2 separate regions of the Homo sapiens genome follow, and region 2 is linked to region 1. Evidence: chromatin loops called from intact Hi-C (ENCODE). Cell type or tissue: PC-3. All regions are shown on one strand.

Region 1 (8,000 bases):
GAATATGCAGTGTTTGGTTTTTTGTCCTTGCGATAGTTTGCTGAGAATGATGGTTTCCAGCTTCATCTATGTCCCTACAAAGGACATGAACTCATCATTTTTTATGGCTGCATAGTATTCCATGGTGTATATGTGCCACATTTTCTTAGTCCAGTCTATCATTGTGGGACATTTGGGTTGGTTCCAAGTCTTTGCTATTGTGAATAGTGCCACAATAAACATACGTGTGCATGTGTCTTTATAGCAGCATGATTTATAATCCTTTGGGTATATACCCAGTAATGGGATGGCTGGGTCAAATGGTATTTCTAGTTCTATATCCCTGAGGAATCGCCACACCAACTTCCACAATGGTTGAACTATTTACAGTCCCACAAACAGTGTAAAAGTGTTCCTATTTCTCCACATCCTCTCCAGCACCTGTTGTTTCTTGACTTTTTAATGATCGCCATTCAAAAACAAATATTTAAAGAATGATATGTCTATCTCTGTCCTCACTAATATTTAACCTCTATCCTATCACTTGAAAGCAAGAACAATGAGAAAGAGAAACAAAAGATAAATGAGAACTGATGAACAGAGAACATTCCTGATTCCTAAGAAGCAAGTAAGAGTGCAGTGTACGCCAAAAGCTTGTCTTAATGTAAAACTAAATTGTTTAACCCTGCTCCCTTGAACTAATGACTGAGAAAATCAAGTCTGTCATGATGTATGACAAGACATGGTCTTCAGGACAACATCTGCTTTTGGCCTTCACTCATACCTCATTGACACTAGGGTACTGAAAACTAGGGCTAATACTGATCATTGCCATGGACAGTAGGATAATCTTAACAAACACCATTTCAGAGACTGGCAATTTCTAAAACTCCTTTGTAACTATATTAAATGTTTGAATTTTCTGTCCTTTCTCTTTTCCAGGGGAGACATATATAATTCATAAAATAGCTACTGGAGGTATTAGAACAAATATGATGAAAATTGAGTATTCTGGAATACACTAAACAGGTAATCAGATCTTGAATAATCAAAAGTTGATTTTTAAAACCACGCCCCTTGTTTCTCTTAAATCTGTTGTTAAATTCTATAACCCCTTAAAGAATCTTTAAACATGGAACTACATATTGAACAAAATCATGTATTCCCTTAAAGTGATGCATTTATTATGTGAAATCCTCTCTATATATTTTCTCTTGATAATTTCAGTGATAGATTATCATTTTAATTCTAATTTTCTCAGATATTAAATAAAGCTTCAATCAACAAGATTGAATCTATAATACATTCATATTTATTCATCTATACCTGTATTTGAATAACATATTTTGTTTGAACATTTTCAACAAATTTGGAGGGTATATCTGGAGTACTGCTAAATAGCCTACTCAAAATTTACTGAGACAGAGAGAGCTGGTGCTCATAATTATCCATATTCTTCTCTTATTCCTGGGTATAAGGCTAGAATACATTTTCCAGTCTCCATTGCAGTTAGGTGTAACCAGATGACTGAGTTTAGTTCAATGGAATGTGAAGAAAAGAGATGTGCACAGTTCCAGGCCCAGCTTATAAAATTGTATCTCATGTAATTCCCTAATCCTGAATGAAGAGGACTCCAAGAAATGAGAAACAGATAAAGCTACACAAATGGAAGGAACTTGGCTTCTGGAAGGCATGGAACAAGGACCTCGCAGACTGCAAGGATGTATATAAGCAATAAATAAGATTTTATTGTGATATACTACTGTGGTTTTAGAGATTGTTAAATGGACAAGAATTACTAGAACTGACTAACACAGGTTTGGCTATTTTTTTTTCTTTTGTAAGGAGTAGAGTAGCACATAATTATAAAGATTTCAATGAATTATGTTGAGAAACTTTTATTATTTGAATTCTGGTCTAATTTAATAAATCTGGGTCCCAAATACTCATTAATTCCTCATGATCTGAATGCCACTCCAAGGATACACAATCTTAGTGTCATATCAGCAAGAGCTGGGAAGGTGAGAGAGGAGAGGAAAGAGTCTAAAAATCTCTCTATAGGGAATTCTTATTTGAAAGCCAGTCTAAAAACAAAGGTTTTTTTTATTTGTTTGTTTGTTTGTTTTTGAGCCAGTTGTAGCAATGTCCTATGTGAGGAACACTTGGGGGCCCACTGAGAGAGGTACAATGTCAAAGGAAAAACAAGGTGAAGAATCAATGTGAAAGAAATTTCAACAACCAAAGAGATAGTAATTTTTAAACAGCTATATCCAACGTGTTATATATGCTGTGATTGCCTTCGCAGAGGTCACTGAAACCAAAGTCCAGCTCAGGGGACATTTGATTGCTGATTCAAAAGGATGCATCATAAGATTAAGATGTTATGTACAAATCAAGAAATGGTTCCAAAACAAGAAATTAAGTATGCTGAGAAATTCAGTATCTGTTGACTATCTGAGATTTTTCAATCAATCCCTAAAACAGAATGGTGAACATAAGGTTGTAACCAATTCCACTGCTAAATCATTTCAGAATTGTTAAAAATTCCTGTTAATGTGGAAAACTCTAGTACTTAAATATTTAAAAGTATTGTGCGGTTGTCTAAATCTCTTCACAGATCTCTAAGAACTTGTTTTATGAATCTGGGTGCCTCAGTATTGGGTGCCTACATATTTAGGATAGTTAGCTCTTCTTTAGGATTGAATCCTTTATCATTATGCAATGTCTTTCTTTGTCCTTTCTGATCACTCTTGTTTTAAAGTCTTTTTTATCTAATACAAAAATAGCAACTCTTGCTCTTTTTTGTTTTCTGTTTGCATGATAGATCTTTCTCCATCCCTTTACTTTGAGTCTATAGGTGTAGTTACTGGTGAGATGGGTCTCTTGAAGACAGCAGACAATTGGGTCATGGTTCTTTATCCAGCTTGTACCTAGCCTTTTAAGTGGGGCATTTAGCCCATTCACATTCAAGGCCAATATTGATATGTTAGGATTTGATTCTGTCATCATGTTGTTAGCTGGTTATTATGTAGACTTGATTGTGCAGTTACTTTATATTGACAATGGGCTATGTATTCAAGTGTTTTTTGGTGGCAAGTACTGTTCTTTTATTTCCATGTTTAGTACTCCCTTTAAGACCGCTTGTAAGGCAAATCTAGCGGTAATATATTCCCTGAGCATTTGCTTATCTGAAAGGAATTTAATTTTCCTTTGCTTATGAAGCATTGGTGAGATATGAAATTCTTGGTTGGAATTTCTTTTCTTTAAGAATGCTGAAAATAGGCCCCCAATCTCTTCTGACTTGTAAGGTTTCTGAAGATCTGATGTTAGCCTGATGGAGCTCCCTTTGTAAGCGACCTGCCTCTTCCATCTAGCTGCCTTTAACATTTTTCTTTCACAATAACCTTGAAGAATCTGATGACTATACATCTTGGGGATGGTTGTCTTGTATAGTATCACACAGGGGATCTCTGAATTTCTTGAATTTGTATGTTGACCTCTCTAGCAAATTGGGAAAATTTTCATGAACTATATTCTCAAATATGTTTTCCAAGTTGTTTGCTCTTTCTCCTCTTTCAGGAATGGCAATGAGTCACAGATTTGGTCTCTTTATACAATCCCATATTGCTTGGAGGTTTTGTTCATTTCTTTACATTCTTTTCATTTTTGTTTGCCTGTATTGTTTTGAAGGAGCGGTCTTCAAGCTCTCAGATTCTTTCCTCTGCTTGGTCTACTCTGTTGTTTTTGCTTCCAATTGTACTTTGAAACTCCTGTAGTAAATTCCTCATCTTTGAAATTTCAGTTTGCTTCATTCTTAAAATGGTTATGTCATCTTTTAACTCTTGGATCGTTTTACTGTTTTGCTTGGATTGGGTTTCAACTTGTTTTATGTCTTGATGAACTTCCTTGCCATCCAATTCTGAATTCTATGTCTAACATTTCAGACATTAACCTGAAATTGTGACACTGTGTTTTCCATGGAGTATAATAAAGGAAAAACTCCTATTCCTGAATGACTCTGAATCCCTAGAACTATTCCCCTTTGCCTCCATAGATTGTCAGTTCCCAGTGAACATCTGTTCCATATCCTTTCATAAAAAGGATATGGAAATACAGATGTTGTTTTGCAATTAAGCTGCTTCTTGTTTATATAGCAAAGATTCACACAAGGTGCTCCAGATAATATAGTGATAATGTGGCATATAAAGTTTTGTTAAAACTTTTTAAATTATTGCAATTATAGAAAAATTTAACAATGTTAATGCCACATTTCATTAATTCTAAAATACACATTTTTCTATATTTTAACATTTCTGAACTTAAGACTTGTCTTAAATAGGTGGCATCTTATATTCTCTATTATCCAGGGAGCAGTCATGTTGGGGCTGTCACTGAAGGAGTGAACTAGGTTTATATTCTTGCACATGACCAGACAGTTGCAATGCCTTGATCTTAATTAATGTCTACAACTTTATAATTTGAGGAAGGAATATCAAGATTGGTTATTGTCAAAAAAAAAAAACCTTTCACTGAAATATTCTAGAAGACAGGAAAATGCCAGTTTCAAAACTGGCAGATTGGATGAGTATTAGTGACTTGAAAGAAAATACTACAGATAATACTGGATTAATATTTTAGGAACAGCTATAGCACTAATGTTCTTGATGATAGAAGAGATAATATGTATGAAAAACAGATACTGACAATTTGAGTTTAAAAGTGATTCAGAAGAATTGAACTCTGAATGCAAAGATGTTTGACAAGTATAATAAATGCATTCTGTTTAAATTTTCTTTTTGCTTGAGTGCTCAGAAGTAATTATTTAAAAATCCACATATAAATGAGTCTAAAATAATTCTTTTGGCAAGTATAAAATAAAAATCTGAAGCAATAAGAAAGTATTATGTTACAGTTTAATTAGATTTTTTTTGGTAGTACATGAGGTATATCTCTGGGTGTTGTTTTTTTTTTTTTTTTGACTGAGTCTCACTCTGTTGCCTAAGCTGGAGTGCAGTGGCGTGATCTCAGCTCACTGCAACCTCCATCTCCCCAGTTCAAGTGATTTTCCTGCCTCAGCCTCCTGAACAGCTGGGACTACAGATGTGCACCACCATGTCCAGCTAATTTTTGAATTTTTGTAGAGGCAGGGTTTTACCATGTTGGTCAGGCTAGTCTCAAACTCCTGACCTCGTGATCCGCCTGCCTTGGCCTCCCAAAGTGCTGGGATTACAGGCATGAGCCACCGCATCCAGCCAGGTATATCTTTTAATAGAAAGAATTTTAGATTCAATAGAATCTGAAAACAAAGTTACTCCTTCAATATAGTAGAGAATGTTAGCTCCTTGACTAGTAAATTTTTATTACAATTTTCTAGGAATTTTAAAATTTATATTTAACTTATATATACATAATGGGACTGTTACATAATGAGATTGAACAATTCTAAAACTGATTTAGTTACTTTGTAGTCATAATGAATCTCTATTTGTATTGACTCATTTTATTTAAGTAAAAATAATTCATAGAAGAGTGGACAAAATACCTTCTTGTTTTATTTAACACAAAAATTTAAATCAGTTACATATTTTTGCTTGTGTATATGTCGTGTGTATAGTCATAAGACAAGCAAATATTCAACAGTATAACACTTGTGTGGTGAGCATTGAAATAGCAAGAGTTCTAACCTCACAAAATCAGCTGGGCATGGTGCTCACAGCTAGAATCCCAGCACTTTGGGAGGTCGAGGTGGGTAAATCACCTGAAGTCAGGAGTTTGAGACTAGCCTGGCCAACATGGTGAAACCTCATCTCTACCAAAAATACAAAGATTAGCCGAGCATGGTGGCACACAGCTGTAATCCCAGCTACTCGGGAGGCTGAGTGAGGCAGAAGAATTGCTTGAACCTAGGAGGTGGAAGTTGCAGTGAGCTGAGATCGCACTACTACACTCCAGCCTGGGCAAGACAGTGAGACTCTGTCTCAAAAAAAAAAAAAAAAAAATCATTTGCAAAATGGTACTTATTTCCCTGGTTGCATTTAAAATGGCAAAATTTAACACTCATTCAAATCACTGTTTAAATACAACCCAATCATAAATGTAATAGATAATTGATGACCTATATTATTACCATATGCCAAAAAAGTTGAGAAAGCACTTATTAGTATTATTATATTATATATTGACAAACCATGATTGTATATATTTATGGGGTACAAAGTGAGGCTATTATTTTTAATGCAATATGAAATAATTAAATCAAGCTAATTAACCTATCCATCACCTGGAATATTTGGCATTTTTTTGTCATAAGATTGAGATCTACTCTCAAGATATTGAAATGTACAGTAATCAATTATTAGCTATATTTACCATTATGTGCAATAGATCTAAAAAATCATAATCATTCTTTTTATCTAATTGTGGCTTTTTACCCTTTGATTATCATCCCCATTCCTCCCACCTCCCAGCCTCTGGTAACCAGCATTCTATTGTTTTGAGGAAGCACTTCTTAAAACAATAACATAGAAAATATTTCCTCTTTAGTGGCAAAAATTTGAGATTTTTCACATTAGAAATTATCAGTATATAGAATAAGTTCATAGAAAAGCATTTTAATAAATTTAGAATATTTATAAAATAATCCGATGAATAGGGTACATGTGTTAGAGTCACTACTGGGCAGTTTAAAAACTGTTTGCTTGTTTTACAAAATCAACTAGAATGAGGTGGGAAGTTATGCTTATCACCAAGGGGAAGAGCTATCTAAGATTAGAAGTCATGTTTGCCTTGGAAAAAATGTCAAGCTGCCATTATACGCTGACTAAAATGAAATATTTTGTCTACGTGGTATTTTTCTATGTTTTGTATGAAAATAAACACAGCAGCTCTGAGAAATAATTACACAATTATTCTGTAGTCTTTGATTTACACTAAGTAGTTAATAAAACTAGTCTTGAAATGTCTTTACTGTCAGTGGTGTAGTTCTCCGATTTTAATCTTTCTGCTAAATGTTTTATGTTATTTCTCATTCCAGTTCATGATGTTATCACTATTTCTGATAAAGGTTTCCTCAGACTAAGGAAATCAGGTCAACTCATTTATGCTATCCATAAATGCATTGGATCTGGGCATCTATTTGATCAAATAAAAACAACCAAAGTAGTTGAAATTCTGAACTGAGTCAAGGTTGAAGCCACACACTATCAGGTTTTTGTTGTGGTGGTCCATAATTCCAATATTTCCATGTCTTTCTTCAGTGGGAGATAATACATCTAAAAACTGTTGAGAAAAATGTTTTTCTTCTACTCACAGAATAATACATTTAAACACACAGACATATTTAAAGCTGATTTAAAAAACATTTTAATAAACAGCTTTTTAATTGTATCTTTGCACAGGTCAATAAACAGATAAACACAGACAAATATTGCCTTACAATTATGTGTATGGCTCAATCTTAGCTTTTTTTCTGTTTTCCAAATATGACTGCCCTCCTACCTATCATTTCACTTAAAGTGATATAAAAAAGGGTCCAGGATAAGAAGAAAGCTCAAATGATTTCAGTTATTGGATGAGAACAAAAATAAAATTACTATCGAAAAACATCTATAGAGAACATATCATCCCTTGAAGTGACTAAGAAAAAGTCATGAAGAGAAAATTATCTATTGAAATCTCATGTTAAATAATCAGTAATTACTAAATATAGACTAGTCTCCTTACAGATACTCTTAAGAGCTCCAAGAGACTAAGAAACCTCAAAAGGAAAATTGTTACTCTAATTAATTTGTTCAGGATACATTCCTTCTTAATGTAACTTGGCTACTTCTGTCTTACCACATTATAACATATAACATTTACAGAAAGCAAAGCACAGAGTAAATTCAGGGTCATTGCGTAAATTACAACCTTGCTGAATGCCCCTTCAATGAAATGGGTTGAGGGGAGAAAATGCTAATGGTTTTAAACAGTAGGCTTCTCTTCAAGATAACTCAAATTCCAATTAATAAATCATTTATATG
Region 2 (8,000 bases), 220 kb after region 1:
CACCCAACAACAGCAGAATACACAGTCTTTATAACTACGCATACACTAGTTAGCAAGACAGACTGTATTTTTGTCCTTAAAATAATCTCAATAAATTTGAAAATATTAAATTCATACAAATTACGTTCTCTAGCTGCAATGTAATTTACTTAGAAATCAGTAACAGAAAGGTGTATGGAAATTTTCCAAACATTGTATTGCTTCATTTTGCTTATCTTTATTTTCTAAGTGTCTGATAATAAATGTGCATTTCCTTTCAAGTAAGAGAAAAAACAACAAAAGTTACTATTATTTAAAATATATACCTTGCCTTTAAGAGGCTTACAGTCTAGTTGGAGAAAGAGATGTCTAAATAACATAATACCTGGTGGAAAGGACTAAGCACTCTTGAGGAATGAGGGAGAATTGGTTGGGTCAAGTGTAGTTTCACACCAAAACTGAAACCACTACTCTCTCCAACATCCGGACCATCATCACATTGTTCTATCTGAACAACTGGGCCTACTGTCTTCGCTCATGATGATGTTCTCTCAGGGGATCCTTTATCTCTGACTTCCAACTCCTGCCCCTGGCACCCCAGTGCACCAGACCAGAGTATTGACGTTTGAACCTCAGTTGTGAGCTGAGTTCAAGATCCCTTCCACAAGTGAAGGATGCACCTGAACATTTGCTGCAGTGTCCTTGAACTGCAGGTCAAGGACGATTTCTAGAAGTCCCCTGGAAGTTCCTCTTTTTTTTTTTTTTTTTTTTTTGAGACAGGGTCTTACTGTTACCCAGGCAGGAATGCAGTGGCACTATCACAGTTTACCACAGCCTCAACCTCCCAGACTGAAACTATCCTCCCACCTCAGCCTCCTGAGTAGTTGGGACTATAGGCCTATGCCACCATGCTCAGCTAATTTTATATTATTTGTAGAGATAGGGTCTTACTATGTTACCCAACCTACTCTTGAACTCCTGGGCTCAAGCAATCCTCCCCGTTCAACCTCCTGAAGTGCTGGGATTACAGGCACAAACCACCATGCCAGGCCCCTGGAAATTCCATGCTAGAAGACAACCTGCTAGGAGAGAGAGCATCTCTAAAGCTATTGTATCCCCACTGCCTAGCACACAGTAGTTGCTTAGTAAACATTTGCTAATTGTGTCATGGATATATTGAGAATAAAAGCATGAGCCCAAGATTGTTTTGGTCGACTGGTTATTGCTGGGATATTTATAGACAAAGCCTCTTTCCAGTGTTTTCCACCAAACTTTCCTGTAGTGCTGAGCAGGGCTGAGCAAGCCAAGCAATGAGGAGATTGGTCCAAATTCTTCAACTCTTTCTCAGCATTCTGGATTCACTAAAACCCCAAACACATTTCTATCTGGCAATTTCGTCTTTCATTTTTCAACCCCAGTGAGTTTCCAACAAAATTGAATCTCTGTTGCAAATCTGTTTGTGTTCCACTCCATCCAAATGCCAGAACCATCTATTTCAAGTTAGAAGCCTCCAAAGGCTCATGCCTGAGTAAAGGATAGCTGGGAATCCCAATTTACTCTCAAACAAACTAAAAGTAAAAAAGCTAAGAGTAGATAGAGAATGTATTGCATAATGAAATCCAAACTGTGAGTACTAATTTGTGATGCAGAAAAATGGACACTGATTTAGGACTGAGATGCTGAGCCCAGAATCTGATTTTATTTCTTGATTAATTAAGGTATGTCACTTGGCCTTCTTGGCCTCAGTTTCCCCCCATCTTGTCTAGGGAAGCTGATTCTTTTATGGGAATCAATAAGTTCCCTTCAGCTTTAGTGTTCTGTGATTTTGCAATGCTGCTTTACAGATGCTCAGGGCCCTATCCCTTGGCAAGCTGCCTCCTCTGTCCCTGTCTTGTCTCATTGCTTGTCAGTGTGTGCTAAAACAATAAACGACTGGTTGGTTGCAAGAAAAGTATGCGTTGGATCAAGCAGATGTATCTGCTCTCTGCCCTCTGGAGAGAACATAGAAGGCTTTGATGTTGTCTGAATGGGTTCCACATTTTGACCTAGGGACCCTTCAATTCTAAGTAGGCCCCATTGACAAAATATGAAACAATTATTTACAATTAAAGAAGCATTCCATACCAAACCTGCCACCATCGTTTTATTTTAAAAAGAAAAAAAGCGTAATTCCAAAGATCAAATTTCTAATCCTGAAAATGGAAAAAAAGGAGGGGTGTTGGGGGGATGCCTGGAACCTGGTTTTCATGTACTGTTCAAGTTTAATATGAGGAAATGAGTCGGCTAAGTGAGGCAGCCAGTCTCCATGTTACCATGGAGCTAAATGGATTCTTGGTGTGTATCTGTGACATGAAACACATAGCCCCCATGGCACCCAACAGTCTGCTCATCCTTGGTCTCAAACCCAACCCTTTCTTTGGGCTGGAAGTTTTTGGTGGCCCATGCAAGTGGTTACGTACAGGACGCAGCACAATTTCAGTCACATGAAAATTGTTACCTCCCTTCCTCTTCCCTGAATGTGATTTTAAAATTATCCAGAGGCCTGTCTTCCACATTCACCCAACTTCTATAGAGTAAAACAGCATTTTCTGAAATGTGGTCTGTGGAACTTACATCCTGACAAATAAATAAAGTGATACATTTACTAACACGTTTGAGATGTGCTGCATAATATCTCCTTCTCTTGAAGTTTACTTAGCATATCAAAGGCTCTGAGAAGTTCCATGCACAGTAAATAGTGGTTTTGACACTGGTCAGGAAGAGCAAAGACTACTGGGCCAAAGGAACATTTCATGTCTCTGTATATAGTGTTCATATTTTCTGATCCCAAAGTTCCTCCCCAACATATCTTCCCCCACCAAAATCACCAGTTGGAAATTACCTTTCCTCCTCTGAACTACAAGAACACTTATTTGCATCTTATTTGCATAAACTTTTTAAAAATTATTTTTTGTATTAGATATATACACAGATATGTCTTATCTGTCCCATTTGCCTGTATGCTCCTAGAGAACAGAATCCTTGTTCCTTAGTCTTTATCTATCATAGAAGATTGTACATGAGAGGCTGGGTGCGGTGGCTCACACCTGTAATCCCAATGCTTTCAGAGGCCGAGGTGGGTAGATCACTTGAGGTCAGGAGTTCGAGATCAGCCTGGGCAACATGGCAAAACCCTGTCTCTACAAAAAATACAAAACTTAGCCGAGTATGGTGGTGCGTACCTGTAATCCCAGCTATTTGGGAGGCTGAGGCAGGAAAACTGCTTGAACTTGGGAGGTGGAGGTTGTGGTAAGTCTAGATTCCGCCACTGCACTCTGGCCTCAGTGACACAGTGAGTCTCTGCTAAAAAATAAATAAATAAATAAATAAAAAAGATTGTACATGAGAGCAATCTATACATGTTTAGTTCCTTGACTGAATGATAGACGGATTGAATGGATCAATCAATCTAGGAACTGGCAGCTTTTAAATATCTATACCATCTTTGGCAAATAACAATGAAATCTTCGGCTGGGTGCAGTGGCTCATGCTTGTAATCCTAGCACTTTGGGAGGCCGAGATGGGTGGATCACTTGAGGTCAGGAGTTTAAGACCAGCCTGGCCAATGTGGTGAAACCTCCTCTCTACTAAAAATACAAAAATTAGCTGGGCATAGTGGCATGCGCCTGTAATTTTACCTACTTGGGAGGCTGACACAGGAGAATTGCTTGAACCCAGGCGGTGGAGGTTGCAGTGAGCAGAGATTGTGTCATTGCACTCCAGCATGGGCAACAGAGCAAGACTGTCTCAAAAAAAGAAAAGAAAAAGAAAAAAAATTAAATCTTTAAATAAATTTTAAAAACCCATGCTATACTCAAAGCTGAAGTTTGGAAAGTTAAAATATTAACAGTGACTGTGTAAGCATCATATGTCTCCCCTTTCCTTCTCTCTTCACTCACTAATTCAGTTTCTGAGAAACAGTATATCATCACTCTTTCATCTTCGCATCTGGAAATGTGCTTCAGGTATTCATACAACTTATTTATCATAATTAAACTTGACTTCAGAAGAAAATGTCAATTTCAGAGAGTCCATTAGGGTGGGATTATATTACTGTTTATGAATAACATTTTGTAGGCTCAATGTACAGAAAACTATATAGTGTTATAGGCTCTAATTCTGAAACTTATTGGTTAGAATGGTGATTGTTCTGGTTAATTGAATATTCTAATTATTAAAAAATTACAAAATAAAAGCTCTACATACATTATCAATTTTCAAATAATTTTAGTTCCATAAAATGTACCTAACAGTAATGTTAAGCTGAAAGGATTAGATCAGTTTTGGAGAACATGAGAAACAAGCATTGATCTCTAGAAAACAAATACAAATAAGACAAAAATCTCCACCATCAATAGGCTTATTATATAGTAGAATTTCTCAAGCCTGGTACTATTAATATTTTAAACTACATAATTCTTTGTTGTAGGGTGCAGTCCCATACATTGCAGGATGTTAAACAACATCCCTGGCCCCTACCTTCTAGATGCCAGTGATACTTCCCCAGTAGTGACAATCAAAACAATGTCTGGTCATTGCCACATATGTCTCCTGTGGAATAAAATTGCCCCAGTTGAGAACCTCTGTAATGAAGAAAAAGATACTTAAAATTTTAACAGGAGTTCAGAGTCATCTTCTGACCACGAATTCTAATTTTACAGTTTGATATGATTTGGCTCTGTGTCCCCACCGAAATCTCACCTTGAAATGTAATAATCCTCATGTGCCAAGGGTGGGGCCAGGTGGAGATAATTGATCATAAGGGAGGTTTCCCCCATACTGTTCTCATGATAGTGAGTGAGTTCTCACAAGATCTGATTGTTTTATAATCATCTGTCATTTCCCCTGCTGGTATATTCTCTTTGCCTATTGCCATCCATGTAAGACATGACTTGTTCCTCCTTGTCTTCTGCCATGATTGTGAGGCCTCCCCAGCCTCCCAATTGTGGAACTGTAAGTCCATTAAACCTCTTTTTCTTCCCAGTCTCAGGTATGCTTCTGTCTGCAGTGTAAAAACAGACTAATACACAGTTCCATTGGATGTAGGAAATATAGGAAACCTTGGGCTAATTTTAGAATGAGTCTAAAACATAGCAATAAATGTTTGACGTTATATTTCCTATTCATAGGAGAATAAAAAACTAAAATATTTGCACTTTCTGTGGATCTGAATCAGCCACTAGGTATTCACTTTTTGTGCTCTTCTTTGCACCCAGCTTTCAGTTAGGAATGAAGAAGGTAGAAATCTCAGTTACAGTCCTATGTGCAATTCAAATCTACTTGAGCAGCAGAGGTAATGGAATTAAACTAAAAGCCATCTTAGAGATAACTTACCTACTCCTATATTTTTATATGAAAAAATAAGATCCCCCAAATCGAAAAGGCGATATAACCTAAAAACATTTAGTAAATGGACTTTGAACTAAAACAAAAATATCTTGACTCCCAGGCAATGGCTTTGACCAATAATAAATATTTGCTATCTGCCAAATAATGTGAGACAGACTGTGAGTGCTGGAGGTGTTCAGAGTGAAAGGAAACTTGAGGTGGGTGGGAATAGTTAGAGACAGAAACAAAGAAGAGGAGGGACTGAAGCCAGGCTCTGAAGAGCACAGGCAGCTTCAGGAAAAGGGTCTGGAGGGCCATTCTGGTATCTTTCCCATGGCCCTAATGCCAACTTGGGAATAATATGAGAGGACACAGAGCAGCAGAAAAGTGGCTGATATGAACCAGGAACTAAGTTCATGTTGGGAAAGAAGGAAAAGACGATTTGGGATAGCTTTCAAAATCATTCTGAGGAATCCCAGATGACTTTCTTTTCTGAGTACTGTCCTCACTTTTGCTCTATTCAAAGTGCCCCACTGGCCCAGAGAGGACCCATGGGAGCAGCTTTGCTGAAGGTGAAAGGCATCCCCAAGTCTTCAGTCCATGAAACACATCGACTTTATGGTTCAGATTATGAAACCACACTTCAAAGTCCTAGGAACAGAAAAAATTGTTGTGCTTCTAAAACGGAAACTTTTATCACTTTTCTCCCTTTAGTATTAACCTTGAAAATCAAAATGGACTTGATTCCTTTTGTCTTGCATAAGTTAAATTTTCCTTCTGTATCAAGGGATAAATCTAGCATCAGTAAATAGATTACATAAATCACAAAAAAATGAACGTGACTATATGAGCCAAGAAATTGAATTAATCCAATACCAAAACAAACAAACAAAAATACATTTAAAAACCTAAAACAAAAAAATGTCATCAAAACCTAGAAAAGATCTTGAAACATCTGGTATTATTACTACAACTATTATTTCCAAGGTAAATGAGATAGGGTTATCCTTCTCCCACTTTCTCAGACATTTCTCAAGCAAAACACCTCACTGAGTCATTGGAATGTTTTATCCACTGTTCGCACCTTTTAAAAATATTCAGTGAGCACCAACTATGTAATTTGTTTTTCCTCTTGTAATCAAATTTCACTTGTATGAAAACATTTGGAGAGGAGGAAATACAGACACAAAACTGGAGGAGACAGCATAATGTCTGTTTCAGATATGATTCCCAACCCTATAGACTCAGATCTGAGTCCAGTGCAGAGGGGACTGCAGGCAGAAGCCAAAGAAAATGTTTTCAAAGGAACTCTGTGAGGTGTGGGGGCCTACACAGTGCATTGCTATTTTGAGAGACAAAGCACAGAGCTGGGAAGTGGGGCCTTCACACCTCTTTGTGAAGCATTGGTCCATCCCAGTGAGAACTTTAGGAAGAGCATGAGGACGCTGCACCCTTTGTGGGACAAAAGCATCCCCTGAAAGAGCACGAGCACTTGGGACACTGTGGAAGTATTTTTTAAATTTTTATTTGTTAAGAACCTCAATGTTTGTTTGTTTATTTATTTATTTATTAGAGACAGGGTCTTGCTCTGTCACCCAGGCTGGAGTGCAATGGTACAATCATAGCTCACTGCGGCCTTATAGTCCTGGGCTCAAGCGATCTTTCCGCCTCCACCTCCTGAATAGCTGATATGCAAGGTGCGCGCCACCATGCCCAGCTAATTTTTAAAATATTTTCGGAGAGATGGGATCTCACTCTGTTGTCCAGGCTGGCCTTGAATTCCTGGCCTCAAGTGATCCTCTTGCTTTGGCCTTCCAAAGTGCTGGGATTATAGGCATGGGCAAATGCACCCAGCAGTTAATATGTATCAGTTGCTTTCTGTGCCAGCCATTCTTCTAGATGCTAAGGGATACAGCAATGAACAACAAACAAGGGCAGAAGAAGGCAATAAGGGAAATAAAGAAGTACATGAAAAACTGTTTATGAACTCATCTGGGACATCCCAGGAACTCCCAGAAATAACTAGGGAGTGGAGCTGGCAGGCTGCAATTGGAGGTTGAAGCTGTACAGATAAGAATATAAACCTGTTGGCTGGGTGCGGTGGCTCACGCCTGTAATCCCAGCACTTTGGGAGGCTGAGGCGGGCAGATCACAAGGTCAGGAGTTTGAGACCAGCCTGACCAACATGGTGAAACCCCGTCTCTACTAAAAATACAAAAATTGGCCGGGCGTGGTGCCATGCACCTGTAATCCCAGCTACTCAGGAGGCTGAGGCAGGAGAATTGCTTGAACCTGGGAAGCAGAGGTTGTAGTAAGCCAAGATCATTCCATTGCACTCCAGCCTGGGCAACAGAACAAGACTCTGTCTCAAAAAAAAAAAAAAAAAAAAAAAAAAAAAAAAAAAAAACAGAAAAGAAGAAAAAAAGAATATAAACCAGTTAAATTCTGCTTAAAATTCTTACTATGACCCCATTGATATATGCACACTGATTTATGCCTGCATGGATAAGGGCTGGAAGGAAATATATTAAATGGTAACAGTGATTATTTATGGACAGTTGAATTATGAATGATATGTTAAAATAATTTCATATAAAATCTATTTCCAAATGTCCTAGAGTGAATAGTCTTCCTTTATCCTCACAAGATACATT

The links. Hi-C counts contacts between places; a loop is a spot of excess contacts. Peaks named below come from ENCODE experiments on the same cell type or tissue, not always from the same donor. Only the 100,000 strongest peaks of a DNase experiment are listed, where the experiment ranks them.
Region 2: a loop joins it to region 1, with 4 times the contacts of the local background. A loop is called at or near these places in 11 of 110 quality-filtered maps.

The regions. Positions count from the first base shown.
Region 1 is chr5:33,192,222-33,200,221 of GRCh38, forward strand. No RefSeq gene overlaps it. Among named protein-coding and RNA genes, the nearest start is that of LINC02160, 34 kb to the right of the region's middle. In PC-3, no CTCF peak of the experiment used is centred here; a DNase peak (open chromatin) is centred at 3,590; H3K4me3 peaks cover 564 bases; H3K27ac peaks cover 892 bases.
Region 2 is chr5:33,407,725-33,415,724 of GRCh38, forward strand. TARS1-DT (TARS1 divergent transcript) reads right to left here. Exons shown (of 3, transcript XR_001742630.2): 3 at 198-3,321. Among named protein-coding and RNA genes, the nearest start is that of TARS1-DT, 29 kb to the right of the region's middle. In PC-3, no CTCF peak of the experiment used is centred here; no DNase peak of the experiment used is centred here.